Linked DNA regions of Homo sapiens: region 1 is linked to region 2. Evidence: read pairs that join two places in POLR2A ChIA-PET (ENCODE). Cell type or tissue: PC-3. All regions are shown on one strand. Each heading gives the region's core, and the rest is flanking DNA. Links, peaks and the distances in the headings are about the cores only.

Region 1 (6,604 bases), core at 2,183-6,182, 710 kb before region 2:
AAAAATCTCAGTCAGCGTTGCTAGCACATTGGTGTGATTGAAAAACGGGAAAACAAAACCGAACCCTCCACCCTGACTTCTGCCGGTACACATTTGCATTTATGAATGCTTCTGAGGTGCTGATGAAGTGAGAAGAACTTTCAGCTGGAGCAGAGAGGTAGCGCGTGTGAGTGAGTCGCGGGAGTGTGCTCTGATGCAGATGATTAAGCCCATTGCAAATGCAGAATTAAGTAACTCTGATAACGGAGCCCTTGAGCATCCTTCTTGGAGATTAAACCTTTCAGGCTTTTAGCAGCTGAGAGGTGCTGGGGATTGGAGATAGCTGGCTTAAAAAGGATGGGAAGGGGGGGCAGATATTGGATGGGGACAGGAAGGAAAATGCGCCACATTCAGGTCAGGATTCTGTTCTGAAATTGGCTGTCGCTGCGAGAAGTGCTGGAAAATGTCCCATTATCTGGAGAGAGAGGACAGTGTGTCTGCTTGCTGCCCGTCTTTTCTTGCTTGTCTTTCTACAGGCTGGGGTTTTAATTTTCTGTGCTGGCCGATTCCTCCAGTTTGTGTATGAGTTTTCATTCTTGTTTGGTGCCTGGGCCTGTTTTACATGTGAATGCCCTTTAGAAGAAAGGACAGTCCTAGCCCCGTTTGCTGGGGAGAGAAAGGACAAGGCCTCTGGGCCCTGCAACCTCTTCCTTGCACCTATTGACGTATTCATCCTGTGCTAGACACAATGCCAGGTGCTGGGAGTAGACAGACATGGTCTTTGCCTTCATGGAGCTTACAATTAAACAGTGGTTGCTCAGGACTGGATACCTAATTTGGAGGGCCCTGTACAAATGAAAAGGTAAAGCCCCTTTTCAAAAATTAAGAGTTTCAAGACAGTACTGGCACAGCACCAAACCAAGCACTGGCTACTGAATGCTAGGTAGATTGTAAGTCCAGGAAGCTGGCCCCGTGGTTTCTTCCCAGAACCTTGTATAAGGAGAGGGAGTTATTCCTTCCTTATTACCCCAGTCTTCCTCATCACTGCATGTGGGAATTGAACAGCCTCTGAAGAAGAAGATGTCTTCCTTGACTCAGTGGGCCTATGTAGAGAAATAATAAAACACAGATAAAAGGCACGACAAACATTAAATAAATACTGGTTGCCCGAGACATGTAGCTAAGGCCATGTAGACATATAAAGAATGTTCAACTTTTTTGGAAACATCTGAACATAAATCAGATGTAATGACAGAAAGCCTTGTCATCCAGTGTTCCTTGGAGCAAATAGGCTGTGACCAGTCTAATTGTTACAGACTTGAAAGACAGTCTCTATAGAAAGGCCTGTGCCCTGTATGATAACACAGTTTACTAGTTTCTATAAAGCAACAGACAACCTACCTGCAAGTCATAATATAATGAAGAATAACTACAATAGGATAGTTTTTGTATTTCCCAAATATTCTCTGGAATATTATTTTTAAGAAAGAGATTCTACCTAAATTGGGTAATTTGACAAATAAGTTTTGGAAAGGCTCATATTCTATTCCCTCTTGGAGATACACAATTCATATTAAAGTCCCATGGCTGTGAAGGAAGCCCTTTAAACTTTTAACACAATGTTATTTGATTATGACACCTCTTTTAGAAAGTAATAACTAATAACAATGTAGTTAGAGAACAGGGATTCTGAAGCATATGCTTTGGAAAATGCCGGTGATGTACTTCTAAACTTCTGAGATGCATGATCTGGGATCACAGGATCTGGGTTTCAGAGCCACTCACAACTATAGACAAGTTACATGGTCTTCTGGAGTCTGTCACCCAATCTGTTAAATAATAATACCCATATGACACAGTTGTGTGGTTTAAATGAGACACTACAAAATGAGAAGAAACATTTTGCAAACTGTGAAGTTGTCAAGCGTTTAGTGATTATTTAACTGATATTGAAATAAACAGGAACTATTATCTCTGTTTGAAAGTGGGTAAACCGAGACCTGGAGCGATTAAGAAAGGAGGCTGGAGATCCACAGCCATTTCATGGCAGAGCCAATCTCCCAATTCACAGTTCTCAGCAGGATGACTTTTAAACCAACTTTGCTTGTAGATTTTAGTTTGGAAAACGGGCCACCTCTTTGACAGGCATGTCCTGTGGAACAGCTAGAGGCAGAGGCTGGCATGAAAATGCCAACTTTTCTTTCCTTTCTAGCATTGACATCTGATGTTAGCAGAATGATGAATTCAGGGGTGACAGATTTCTAGAGGATTTGTGTCCTCTTTAGGCCAGTACACCCTGTCATCTATACGAATCCCTTTTCTACCCTGAAAACCATCGTTGAGGCTGATTTAAAAGGGAAGGTGGCTTTTCTTGTCGTGAGTGAAAAAGAACCTGGTATGTTCTCTGTTGTGCATCTTTGAATGGGGAGGACGAAAACTTTGGAGAGGTGTGTTTTAGAAAAGAATATGTTGTTTTTCTTCCTTCTTTAAAATGGAAATCATGCCAGAGTGGAAAATGTAGAAACGGGAATTAGAAGACCTGGGTTTTAATCCTGTTTCTGCACCTAACTGGCTGCCTGACCTTTGGCTGTTCCCTTACTTTATCTGGGTGCAACTTTGCTATCTTAAAATAAGAGTATTGGACTAGTTTGCAAAATTTAGGGTTTTTGTCTCTTATCTTTGCATTTTTCCATGTTTATGTCACCTTTATTATTTTCTGCATATTTTTCTTGAAACTGATCCATCTATTCTGTACAAATTGTTTTGGAGGGAAATGTTACAAACTTCTGCAAATAAAAAGTCAGCATTGATGCTGTATATTGGAGGTAACTCTAAGACAAAAGATAGGCTGGTTCAGAGGGCACATTTTTTGTTATGTATATTTTGTCTCAATTAAAAAATTAAAAACAAAGAAAAAGCAAAAATAAGAGCAAAGAAAACATAAAACACAACTATTAAAACAAATATACTGTATTTACTCTTTTACAACTGAAAGCTTTCATCCATCAGTGGCAGTAAATGATCCAAAGACGACCTTCTGGCTCCAAAGGTTTTGGTACAGATGATGTTTCTAGTGCAAACTAGCACACCATACTGCCCTTGCCAGAGAGCCACACATCTTTCTTAATCACACCGTAGCCATGGAAACGCCCCCTCCTCCAACTTTGGCAGTCCTTAATGGGTGGTCCCCAGGGCTCATGGCTTGTCTCTAGGAAAACCCCGCCCCGCTGGGCAGACGGACTTGTCAAATGCATGGTTGTTGGTTTCACCTGGATTAAACTGCTCTCTCCGTCTGGAGGGTTCCTGGCTTTCATTTCCAAATCAAAATCCTACCCACTCTTTGGATCCCACCTCCTGCAGAAAGCTTCCTGGGATTCCTCCAAAGCCACAATGATCTTTTCTAAATTTTCTCCCTAAATTTTCACTCTGTACAAGTATTTTCGATTGGGTTCTTTTCTTTTTTGTTGTTTTTTTTGGAGACAGGGTCTTGCTCTATCACCCAGGTTGGAGTGCAATGGTGTGATCATGGCTCACTGTAGCCTCAAACTCTTGGGCTCAAGTGATCCTCCTGCCTCAGCCTCATGATTAGCGAGGACTGCAGGCGCACACCAGCACTCCTGGCTAATTTTTTTATTTTTTGTAGAGATGGCGTCTTGCTGTGTTGCTTGGGCTGGTCTTGAACTCCTGGGCTCAAGTGATCCTCCCACCTTGACCTTCCAACGTGCTGAGATTACAGGTGTGAGCCAGTGTGCATGGCTTAGGTTGAGTTTTTTAGAAATAGAGCCTGAGACGGGGCCTTGGGTGCATGCTGTTTATTGGTGTGCCTTTCTGGAAATACCTGTAAGGAGGTGGCAACAGAAGGATGGGGAGGGGGAGGAGCTGAGGGAGGAAGTGGCTTCAGGTAATCCTAGTCTGGGCCTGATCCATGGGAGCTCTGCTATTAATCACACCACAAGTTGTTCCTCACCCCTAGATGAGATGAACAGCCAGCTTTTTGTATCCTCATGTCATCAGTCACTGGCCTCAGGCTGGCAGGGTGGGAGTGGGGGTAAACCAGTGTTGTGTTGGACCTGACCCTTACGAGCTTGTGGTGGTCACGTTTTTAGGAACGTTGTGAGCCACTATTAACAATTAAATCATGTAAAGTTATAATTAAGTAAATAATGCTGAAACAATGGAAATACATATTCAAAAGTCATCACTTCCTAATTATTTTACTACAGTTTTAAAAATCTGTGCACTTGCAGTTATTTTTGGTTATTGGATCTTTATGGTGGAAACACTATGTGATGGAGAGCTATGTGCATCTCTCCACAACTCCACCTTCGGTGATGTCTTGCTGGGAGCTTGGAGTCGGCCATGGTGGGAATATTTACACCAGGGAAAGTGGCAAATACTCAAGCCAGGGCTCCTCCTACCCCACCAGAAAGTGGCTGCTAAACATTTGCCAACACAGCACTGGGTATAATCTCCCTCATCAGCTGGGTGTGGGGACGGTGGGGGTGGCAATTCTCCAGAGGACAGGGCAGCTGTGAGCCACTGGTAGCCACCACCCAAAGCAGCCAAGGGATGGTACATGGCCTGGGAACAGGGATCTGGACAGGGCACAGTGTTCTCTATGGCAAGTTATTTGAAATTTTATTCACGTCCTGACTTGTGGCATCCTGTCATTAGGTTTTTATTGGAGGGGAAAGAACAATAGAAGCCTGGAGCCCTGGGTTCTAGTGTTGACTTTGGCACTATCTTGCTGTTGACTTTGGGAGAAGGTTGTTTTACATCTCTGTTTTCTCACCCATGAAAATAGGGGATCAGATGACCTCTCAGGAGGCTTTCAGCCCTGCACAGCCTCAGACTATCCTCTCAGCTGTTGCCACCTAAGTTAGGAGCATGAGTACAGAAACCATGTCTCACTGTATTACCTGCAGAACCCAGCATGTGAAACTTTCCTCCTTAATCTCCAGACTTAGAGACTCAATCGTAAAAATAGATAACATTTATTGAGCACCTACTGAATAGAAGACATTTTAGATCTTAGCTCATCTAATCTGTTTATCAACGTTATGACATAGGTTTTTTTTTTTCTATTTTACAGATGAGAAAAATCGAGGCCCAGAAATATGAAATTACTTGTCCAGTCACACAGCTAGTAAATGGCCCATTTGGGATTCCAGCCCCACTTGGCTTGTGCTTTCAACTATTTTCCATATTACCCTATTGGAAAAGGATTTAAAAGAGGCTCTTGCTACATCAGGGTCCCCATTTGGGATCTAGAGATTGCTTGGTTTCATCTCCCCTTCCACCTATTCTCTGTCTTGCTCAGTCTCAGTTCTCTTTCTTCTGGGTGGAATGGGTTGTAAGCCCCTTTGCAACTCAGGCCTTTGTAACTGTTGAATAGGCAAATGAAGGAGGAAGGCTCCGAGGATGGAAGCCAGCTGTGCACTTCGCTGATGATCTGGGATGCACAGAGGTGGGATGGGGCGGGTGAGCAATGGAAGGCTGCTAATGAGCGTTTCCCAGTGTTGCCTCCGAGGGCGGCTGCAGCCTCTGCGCTGCTGTTTGGGGTTGTTGGAGCCATCACAGCACAGCCAGGATTTGCCCTTAGGCTTGGTGACAGGTTGGATCACCTTCACTCAGAAGGCCTGGCCACTCTTTGCCATGTCTGATCTGTGGTGTGGATGACGGCAGCTGACATGGACTCCTCGCCACCTGGAAATGCATAAAGTGCAGCTTAGCCCCAGGCCAAGGGGAGACGTTCTGTGCAGCCCCCAGAGCCTTTGTTTCTCATGATTTCCTTCAACCCTGCCCCCAACTCCAACCCAGTGTCACAGGGATCTTAGTCCCACCTCCCCAGGGTCTGGCCCAGGATCCCCATCTCCCGCCAGCACTTGGTGTTTGAAACCTCCTCGCATAGCTGTGGTTTATTTAGGCCCCTGCCACCCACCTGGGCACCTCCTCTGCATGGCTCCCCATTTCACAGAAGGTGCTGATGCCTTTCTTGTGATTCTGCCAGCAGAGAAATTGAGGTCAGGGAGATCAGCCAAGCACACTTTTCGGTGGCTTTTAAGGAGGAGCAATCAGTTAGTGATCACTGTGGGCAGAGGGCTAAGGGGATGGCTTCAAGGAGAGAAAAAAGAGCAATCGGATGGTTCCTGAATTGTAGAAATGAACACAGTGAAAGTACCAGGCTGGGCTTGGGGGTCAGAACCTCCCTCAAGCCCCTGAACATCAGCTTCCCCACTCAGGATTTCTCACTTCAGTGACTGACTTCATCATCCCTCCAATTGCCCAGGCCAGAAATCTGGGAGTCGTCCTTGACTTGTCTCCCTCACCCCACAGTCTAATTGGCTGGCAAGTCTTGTTGTATCTATTTTCTGTCTCTTGAGTTTAGTCCTTTGCCGTGGCCACTGCCCACTACCAAGGGCCCACCAGCTCTTACCTGGACTGGTTCAGCCATCTCTTTCCAGGCCATGGTCTTCCTGCTTCAGCTCTCCTCCCTCAGCTCCCCCATCCATTCCCCTCTGCAGTCGGAAGTCTTCTAGAGGTGTACATTTGACCTTATCATGTCAGCTCCAGGTTAGAGCCTGGAGTTACTATAACGATTACCTCCAGGGCGAAGTTCAGACTC
Region 2 (8,347 bases), core at 2,487-6,486:
TTTACAGTTTTTTTCAGGCTTCATCCATATATCTTCTCCTTCCCCCAAAGGACTCTTTTACCCAATATCTCAATTATCACTAAAGTGGACTCCTTCTCATCCAGACTCAAGAGAAATGAATCTCAGAATCCAACTGTATTAGTCCATTCTCACGCTGCTAATAAAGATATGCCTGAGACTGGGTAATTTATAAAGGAAAGAGGTTTAATGGACTCACAGTTCCACATGGCTGGGGAGGCCTCACAGTCATGGTGGAAGGCAAGGGAGGAGCAAAGTTATGTCTTACATGGCAGCAGGCAAGAGAGCATGTGCAGGGGAACTTACCTTTATAAAACCATCAGATCTCATGAGACTTATTTACTATCAAGAGAACAGCATAGGTAAGACCCACCCCCATGATTCAGTTACTTCCCACCAGGTCCTCCGAAGACATGTGGGAATTTTGGGAGCTATAATTAAGATGAGATTTGGGTGGGGACACAGCCAAACCATATCACCAACTAATCTGCTTACACCTCATATTGCTACAATTATTGCCTGTTCCTGAAAATGATTAGTACTACTCTACTTGTGTCATACTACAACTACCACCACCACCACTTCTATTACTACAGGTAAGAAATATTTTGGAACAATTATCAGGCTACAGGCACTGGGTTGAGTTCTTTACATGCTGTATCTTTTTTTTTTTTTTGAGACGGAGTCTCACTGTTGCCCAGGCTGGAGTGCAGTGGCACGATCTTGGTTAACTGCAAGCTCTGCCTCCCGGGTTCCAGCCATTCTCCTGCCTCAGCCTCCCAAGTTGCTGGGGCTACAGGTGCCCACCACCACACCTGGCTAATTTTTTGTATTTTTAGTAGAGACAGGGTTTCACCGTGTTAGCCAGGATGGTCTCGATCTCCTGACCTCGTGATTCACCTGCCTCGGCCTCCTAAAGTGCTGGGATTACAGGCGTGAGCCACTGCACCTGGCCTACATGCTGTATCTTAATCCATCTTCATACCAGTTTTATGTGGTAGGTACTCTTTGGATCCCTATTTTGATTAGAAACAAACCAAGGCTCACATAAGCAAAATAACTCACCTAAGCCCCACCAGTAGTAAATTGCAGAGGCATTATCTAAACCCAGCTTATCTCGCACTATGACACCATCACTTTCTACTTTCATGATTTTTCACGCCACCTCTTATCATCTGTACTGTTATTTACTTAACATAGAGTTCCTGGCATGCACCACACTTGCATGATTAGGTTGCAAAAGCAGACAAGTCGTTTTGAGCAGGCAGTCCTTTGAACCTACCGATACTTCCACTGCCGTCTGCATCATCCATCAAAGTAAATCCCATGAAGGAAAACAGAAATCTTAGCATTAACATGAACTTGGAAGTATGAGTTTGTCAAGCTCTTGGTCTCCTCTGTGGCAGATAATTTTCTTATAAATCTCCAGGCATGAGAGTCATTTTCTAAGCAGCTTTTCTTCTTGCTACATGATTTTTTTTTTCCTCTACTGCACTACAATTGTTTCTTCTAGCGAGGACCTTAGTTCTTTCCAGGAGTAGTTTGAGGGCATCTGTAAGATTTTGTGCAACTTTATTTCTCTAGATTGAACAACTCTAACCTCTGCCTAGAAGGACCTGGTGGTTTATTTGGAAACTGGAAATTATTTCATGGTTTCCAATTACAAGGGGCCTCTAGCGAGTGATGACTACCAGCATCACCCTCATGCCCAGGCAAGAGTGGCTCCAGTCCTGAGGACCACACTCTGGCCCTCATCTAGGCTACCCACTCCTTCTAGGCCGGGCTTTAAGTACCTTAGTCCCCACTCAGGGTCTTTGAAGGGTCTTAATCCCACTTCCAGAGCAGAGCACACCTCTTTCCTGGGTTTATTTGCTTCCAAGATGAACCTCATAACAATTTACCCCAGGCCCAAGCAATAACCAAGAGCTGGCTGTGTATGGGATATAGATGGAGTTTGGGCATATATGTGAGCAAGACGCCTGGAGGTGTGGAACAGACCTAGAAGTGGGAAGAGTAGGTGGAGACAGACCAGGATCCAGAGAGAAGTTCAAGAACTTGGAATTCAAATCTTAACTGCCAAATTGTTTCAAAAACATTTGTCATGGTAGGAGGAGAGAACATATTTTTATTCAACAGTGTGTTCGCTTGATTTACAACTCTTACATATTTAGACCTATGCTATGTGGGTCTCCACTTATACCCTTTGCCCTGAGTTCACCAAGTGGTAGGGCCAGGTAGCTACTACTAGGGCAACGAGCTGTCCTGGTTTATCTGGGACTAAGGGGTTTCTCCGGGATGCAGGATTTACAATCCTAACAGAGAAAGTCCCAGGCAAACCAGAATGAGTTGAATTGGTCACTCTAGATAACCCACTATCTATAATATAGTGGCTGATATTGATTTGTATAACTGTACAGAAGTTAGCATCTTTCTTTATGGGGCAAAAGAACCTCCTTATATTTATGTTTTCATCATAATAACCTATTAGAAATTCCATTTAATGATAGCTTTGCTCTCAGAGTCAGGAGGTAAGTAAAGGCCACTTAGCCATGGGCAGGCCTTCTGTCTCCAGAGCAGGATGAAGCAGTGGCTTTTGTAAAATTGCCCAAAGTCAACAATGAGCATTCATCAAGCACTAGAAGAAGCAGCCTCATCAAAATTCTTGCTGGAAGTCAAAATAGATTGGAATGCCAATCTATTGGACTTTCTCAGACTGCCTTGTTTGTACAAGAACAAGAAACCTGGAGATGGTTCCATGTGACATGATTTCCATTAGTATCCAGTTCAGATGGCTACAATTGTCTAAAGTGACTCCCTTCTAGAGAGCCCACAGATAACTAAGAACTGTGGCTATTTTGGGATATTTGGTAATTGAAAAAAAGAGGGGGTAAAAACATCTTTAACCAGAAAACTCTCTAGGTCAAATTGAAAAGCAGGCAAAGTTAGTCTCAAGCCGTGCTGCTCCTTCTAGTTTTGCCATTGTCTTTTCTGAGCTTGTGGGAATAAGCTATTCATTCACTCAGCACATTAGGCCAAGATTACATTCCAAGCAAAAGGAACTGCAAAAACAAAGGCTGTGGGGGTAGGAACATACTTGAAGACCTGAAAGTAGACCGGCGGGGTGGGCTGGGAGAGGAGAAAAGTGGAAGAAAATGGGGCCTGAGTGGTGGGTCAGGGCCATATCAGTAGGACATTATGGGCCACAGTAGACTTAGGATTTTATTGTGTGTAATGGAAAGGCAACGTGGCAGGCTAAATAATGGTTTCCGAAAGGTATCCAGATCCTAATCCCTGGGACGTGTAAATGTTATCTGATATTACAAAACCAGACTTTGCAGATGCGATTATGTTAAGGATCTTGAGATGGGAAGATTATCCAGGTGGGCTCTGAATGTAATCACAGGTGTTCCTATAAAAGGGAGGTGAGGGAGAGTCAACACAGACAGAAGAGGACAAAGCAATGTGAACATGGGACAGAGATTGGAGTGATACAACCACAAGCCAAGGAATGCTGGCAACTTCTAGAAGTTGGAAGTAGCAAAGAATGGATTCTCCCCTAGAGCCAGGAGCACAGTTGTGCTGACGTGTTCATTTTAGCCCAGTGATGTGGATTTTGGACTTCCAGCCTTCAGAAACAGGAGATAAGTTGTTTCTGTTGTTTTAAGCCATCAACTGTTTGTGGTAATTATTTGTTAAAGCAGCTGAAGGACATTGATACAGGCAGATCTTAGCCTCAGGCTGGGGTATGACATGGTCTGATTTATGTCTTCCAATGGGCACTTGGAGCTCTTTGTGGAGTAGAGACCAGAAAAGGCAGGAGTAGAGGTGGAGAGATCAGCTGGGAGGTTCTTGCAGGCATGCAGATGAGACAAGATGTGGCAGTGGATGTGTGGAGAGCTGGAACATCCAAGATATTCTTTGGAGGTAGACTGAAAATACTTGCTAATAAATTGCCACTAGGAAAAGCGGGCTCTGAAAAGTCATCAAAAACTTAATCTGAGTGTAAGTGTGTGTGTGTGTGTGTGTGTGTGTGTGTGTGTGTGTGTTTATTCAAGAAAAAAAAAGCTTGTAATTTTTAAAAAGAAGCACAGTTTAAGCCAGTGGTGGGGTTTTAGGCTCTGAACTCCTCCAGATATGGAGAGACATGCTCAGTGGGTGGCAGGTTGTGGAGTTTCATTAGAACACATTCTATTATGCTCCTTAGCTGACCACCTGTTCTGTGTATAAGCTGTTACAATGCCTTTTTTAGAAGTTGATACATTGCAGGTCAAATCATAATATTGCCCATGCCTGCTCACAGGGAATTTTTGTGACACTCCTGGGTATGGGAGGCCTATGAAGAACGTAGTTTAGATGCTGCAATGTTGACATTCTTAGGACATTTCGAAGGTTTCCTGGCCTGGTGACCAAACTTTAGTATGTGTCTAATTCATCTGGTGAACTTAGAAATTATGCAGATTTGAGAAATGTAGCTCCAGAGATTCTGATTCACTATGTTGGGACAGTGATTCTCAATTTTAAAATAATTACCTGGGAAACTTTTTAAAATGCAGGTTCTGGGTGGAGCCTGAGATTCTGCATTTCTGATGAGCTCCCAGGTGATGCTCATGCTGTTGGTCTCTGGACCACACCTGGAGGAGCAAGATTCCTAGGAATTGTTTTCAGAGCTGTAAGCCCCTGAGTGCCAAGGTTGAGGCTTCCTCCAGTGTGGATGTGATACTACATGTGTTTGAAAACAAAGGCAGCTCTGGACACATTGCCAAGCCCTTTTGTAGGATGGCCCAGCTGTGGTCTTGGTTCAGCAGATCGTTTTCCTCTCTAAACCAGTGACACTCTGCATTCCCTCCTGCTGAGCTCATACATGTCTCCTTGCCAAACCCAACAGAGGCTGGCTTCCCAGACTGGGTTACGAGGCTGAGGTTTGCCAGGCTCAGTCCTTCCACAAGTGCCACTCATGGGCTAGACGACTTCCTCAGCCCAGTGGTGTCTGTCTTGTTCAGGACCCCATGTGGGCTGCACACCACCATCAGCATGCTGTTTCTAACACACAGTCCTGGCCATGCTCCTCCCCTACTTCCAACCCTGCCTGGGCCCCCATTGCCCTCCAGAGAAGGTCCAAGTTCATTGGTCTACCCACCAACCTCTACTTCCATCTCCAGCCTTTACCATCTGCTACCACCATTAGTTACTTGTTTCATATATGCATTATGTCTTCTCTCCAGGCCAGAGGACTCACAATTGAATTCAGAAACCATCCTCACACTATGGGGAAAACTACATATGGTAAGGAGAGAGAGGAACAAGATTTGAGAGGCAGTGCAACCTAGTGGATAAGAGCACAGGCTTTCGCATCAAATCCCAGCATGGTCATACTTCAACTGTGTGACCTTGAACTGTCTCTGGGCCTTAGTTTTCTTATCTGCAAAATAGGGAAAAGAAAACATTTCATTTAGGGCAGTCGAAAGGATTTAATGAGGTCGTATATTTGAAAAACTTAACTTTGTACCAGGCATGTAATAAGCACTCACGTCAGCAATTGATGTCCATCCCTCTCTTTCCTCTCTCTTTTCCCTTCTTGTACTTCCCCTTTTTTCTTGCTCTACCCTCAGGATCTTGGGGCCTTCATAAAGGTACAAGTCTTGGGATTTTCTCTAAGTGAAAATTCCACAAGTGTGGGAAGCATTGGTCATATTCCAGAAACTGTTTTTGATAATTGGCCAATAGGAACTGTTTTGAGCTGTCCACTTAGCTACATTAGCAGGAGCACTTTAAAAGGAAATGAATGAAAATGTTCATTATTCTGGCCATTAATCCATACTTGGAGCAAACAGGAATCTCTAAGTCCAAACATTTCCCCTGTAAAGCTTTGTTTACCTTGGAGACCAACATCAACACAATTAGGTTTCAATATCAACAACATGGGAGGGTTGGAAGTCAGGAACAGCGGATGCCTTTTATAAATCCGGTGTCCAGGGCCACAGTTAACACCTTCCTTTCTAGACTGGGAAGGGTTGTTTTGCTGTAGGGGGTAGGGTGACATTTCAGAGTTGCTCCATTAGATGAAATAATCAGGCACTGACAATCGATTGCAGATGTCGTTGTCAGTAGCATTATGTGGGATACTCCTTGACTTGGTGCAGATAAAGTCCAAAGATGAGTGTTTGCTAAGGTCCAGCCACCTCCACTGCCAGCCATATGGGGTATAATTTGTCTGTGGGTCACACTAAGCAAGAGAAATGCAGGCTTCAGCTAGGGTCAATTCATCCACTCAACAACAAATATTTTCCAAGTACCTAGTATGTGTCAATCACTGTTCTAGAGCCTGGTGATGGAGCAATGAAGGGAACATAAAAATCCTTGTCTTCGTGGAGCCTACTTTCTAGTTAGGTACATATTTAAATTAAGCCTACAAAATATCTACTTACCTCAGCCTGAATTCAAAGACATAAATGATTCCAGGTCTTGGGATTTGGTGGGCGAAGCAACCTTAAGGATTGTTTATACTATTGATTCACTGTCTTTCTTAGGAACACACACTTCTTTGAGAATATTATAGAAGATGTGAATCCTCATTCAATCTATGCAAACTTTCACCTTCAGTTTCTGATAATTCATCCCCCTTACCTCCCCAAATTCAAGCCCTAGGTTAAAACCTTTGATCTGGTTCTAACATCTTGAGACTGTTTCTCAGCATCCTTGCAAATAAGGACTTACTGAAAGATAATGGATTTTTTTTTAAATGAGGAACTTGCTCCCTCTCCAGGCAGCTCATTTCATCCTAGAGCTCTGACTGTAGACTACCAATTTCTTTTTTGACACTGTTCCGTGTCTCTAAGCCTTGAGGTTGAGATCTGGTGCAAGTATGTCTGGCACCCTATTCACTGCGTTCCTGTTTGTCTTGAAGGTGCAGAGAGAAGTACCTCCCTCTATCACTGATATGGTTTGACTGTGTTCCCACCCAAATCTCATCTTGAATTGTAGTTCCCATAATCTCCACGTGTCATGGGAGGGACCTGGTGGGAGGTAATTGGATCATGGCACGGTGGTTATTCCTATGCTGTTCATGTGATAGTGAGTGAATTCTCAGAGATCTGATGGTTTTATAAAGAGCCTTCCCCTTTGCTTGGCTCTCATTCTCTCTCCTGCCACCTTGCAAAGATGTGCCTTCTGCCTGATTGTAAGTTTCCTGAGGCCTCCTAGCCATGCGGAACTGTGAGACAATTAAACCTCTTTTCTTTATAAATTACCCAGTCTCGGGTATTTCTTCAAAGCAATGTGAGAACAGACTAATACAATCACCCTCCCAGGTTTTGAGGCTATTATGGGCTTGGCTACTATTCTTTTCCCTGAAAAGGAAAGGCTTCAGTAACATTGTTTCTCCTGGTCGCTCTATAAAGATACTAGCCCAAGATAGGCCTCCTTAATCTCCTCCATCCTCTGTTTACCTTCTTATCTGAAAATATTACTGGATTTGCAGATTAGCCAAAGGAAACAGAGACATGTTTTTAAGGCTGGCAACTTGCTTTTTGAACCTGCAAGAATTCATATGGCTTAAATGACTTCTCTGTTCCTTGTGTTGCACAGGAGGAAAGAAAAAGAAAAAAAAAAACTCTAACTTATGGCCAGGTAGAAGAGCCGTGTCAACAAGGTACCCTCACTCTCTGTGGAAAGCCAGTTTTTCTTTTAACCTGAGGTCCAGACCAAGTGAAATGGTTCAAAAGGACAGGGCCAGAGATCAAACTGTGAGAGCTCCTTATGAAGCAAAGGATAGTGCGAGACATCCCAGTACCTTAAAGAGCTCGCTGTTCAAAACAAATCTGCTGAGATTTGGAAGTGAGTAGGTCTTATCTATCAGACAAGAGCTAGGCAATTTTTAAAAGCATGGGCCCCTCAAGAATGGAAAGGTTGTATTTATTCTTAAAATCAGTGAAGCCACAAGGCAGAGGGGGTTGGAGTGAAATGATTTTATTTTCTTTAGCCTACTTCAAGCTGTTTTTGAGCCACATATACACATAACAACCACCGCCCTATTACTGTGGGCCTGCTGTGTGCTGTGGAGTTCTGTAAGAGCTGGGCTGTTCATTCTGCATCCGCACAGCATCCTGACCAAGAAGGAATTGTCGTCACTGGTCCTCTGCTTCACAAAATTAAATTAAGGATTAATTAATTAAGGATTCTTGGTTTATACACATACTAAAAATTTCATATTTGAATCATGTAATGAATACTCATGACCTCAAATTTAAAACAAAATCTCAGACTTTGACAATAACTTACCTGTAAAGTGTAGGGCTCTTCCCTCATCTCATCCCTGCCCCCCCATCATACT

What was found. Peaks named below come from ENCODE experiments on the same cell type or tissue, not always from the same donor. Only the 100,000 strongest peaks of a DNase experiment are listed, where the experiment ranks them.
Region 1: POLR2A ChIA-PET joins it to region 2 with 9 read pairs; 1 of 35 experiments calls an interaction of 5 or more read pairs at or near these places.

What each region holds. Positions count from the first base shown.
Region 1 is chr3:9,192,807-9,199,410 of GRCh38, reverse strand. All of the region lies in intron 1 of SRGAP3 (SLIT-ROBO Rho GTPase activating protein 3), which reads left to right. SRGAP3-AS2 (SRGAP3 antisense RNA 2) reads right to left here. Exons shown (of 2, transcript NR_121664.1): 1 at 6,416-6,604; 2 at 4,958-5,685. Among named protein-coding and RNA genes, the nearest start is that of SRGAP3-AS2, 3.6 kb to the right of the region's middle. In PC-3, for the core only: no CTCF peak of the experiment used is centred there; no DNase peak of the experiment used is centred there; H3K27ac peaks cover 1,290 bases.
Region 2 is chr3:8,480,011-8,488,357 of GRCh38, reverse strand. The region is part of intron 3 of LMCD1-AS1 (LMCD1 antisense RNA 1); the gene reads left to right. Among named protein-coding and RNA genes, the nearest start is that of LMCD1-AS1, 17 kb to the left of the region's middle. RefSeq lists an enhancer at 4,681-4,975. In PC-3, for the core only: no CTCF peak of the experiment used is centred there; a DNase peak (open chromatin) is centred at 4,857; H3K27ac peaks cover 367 bases.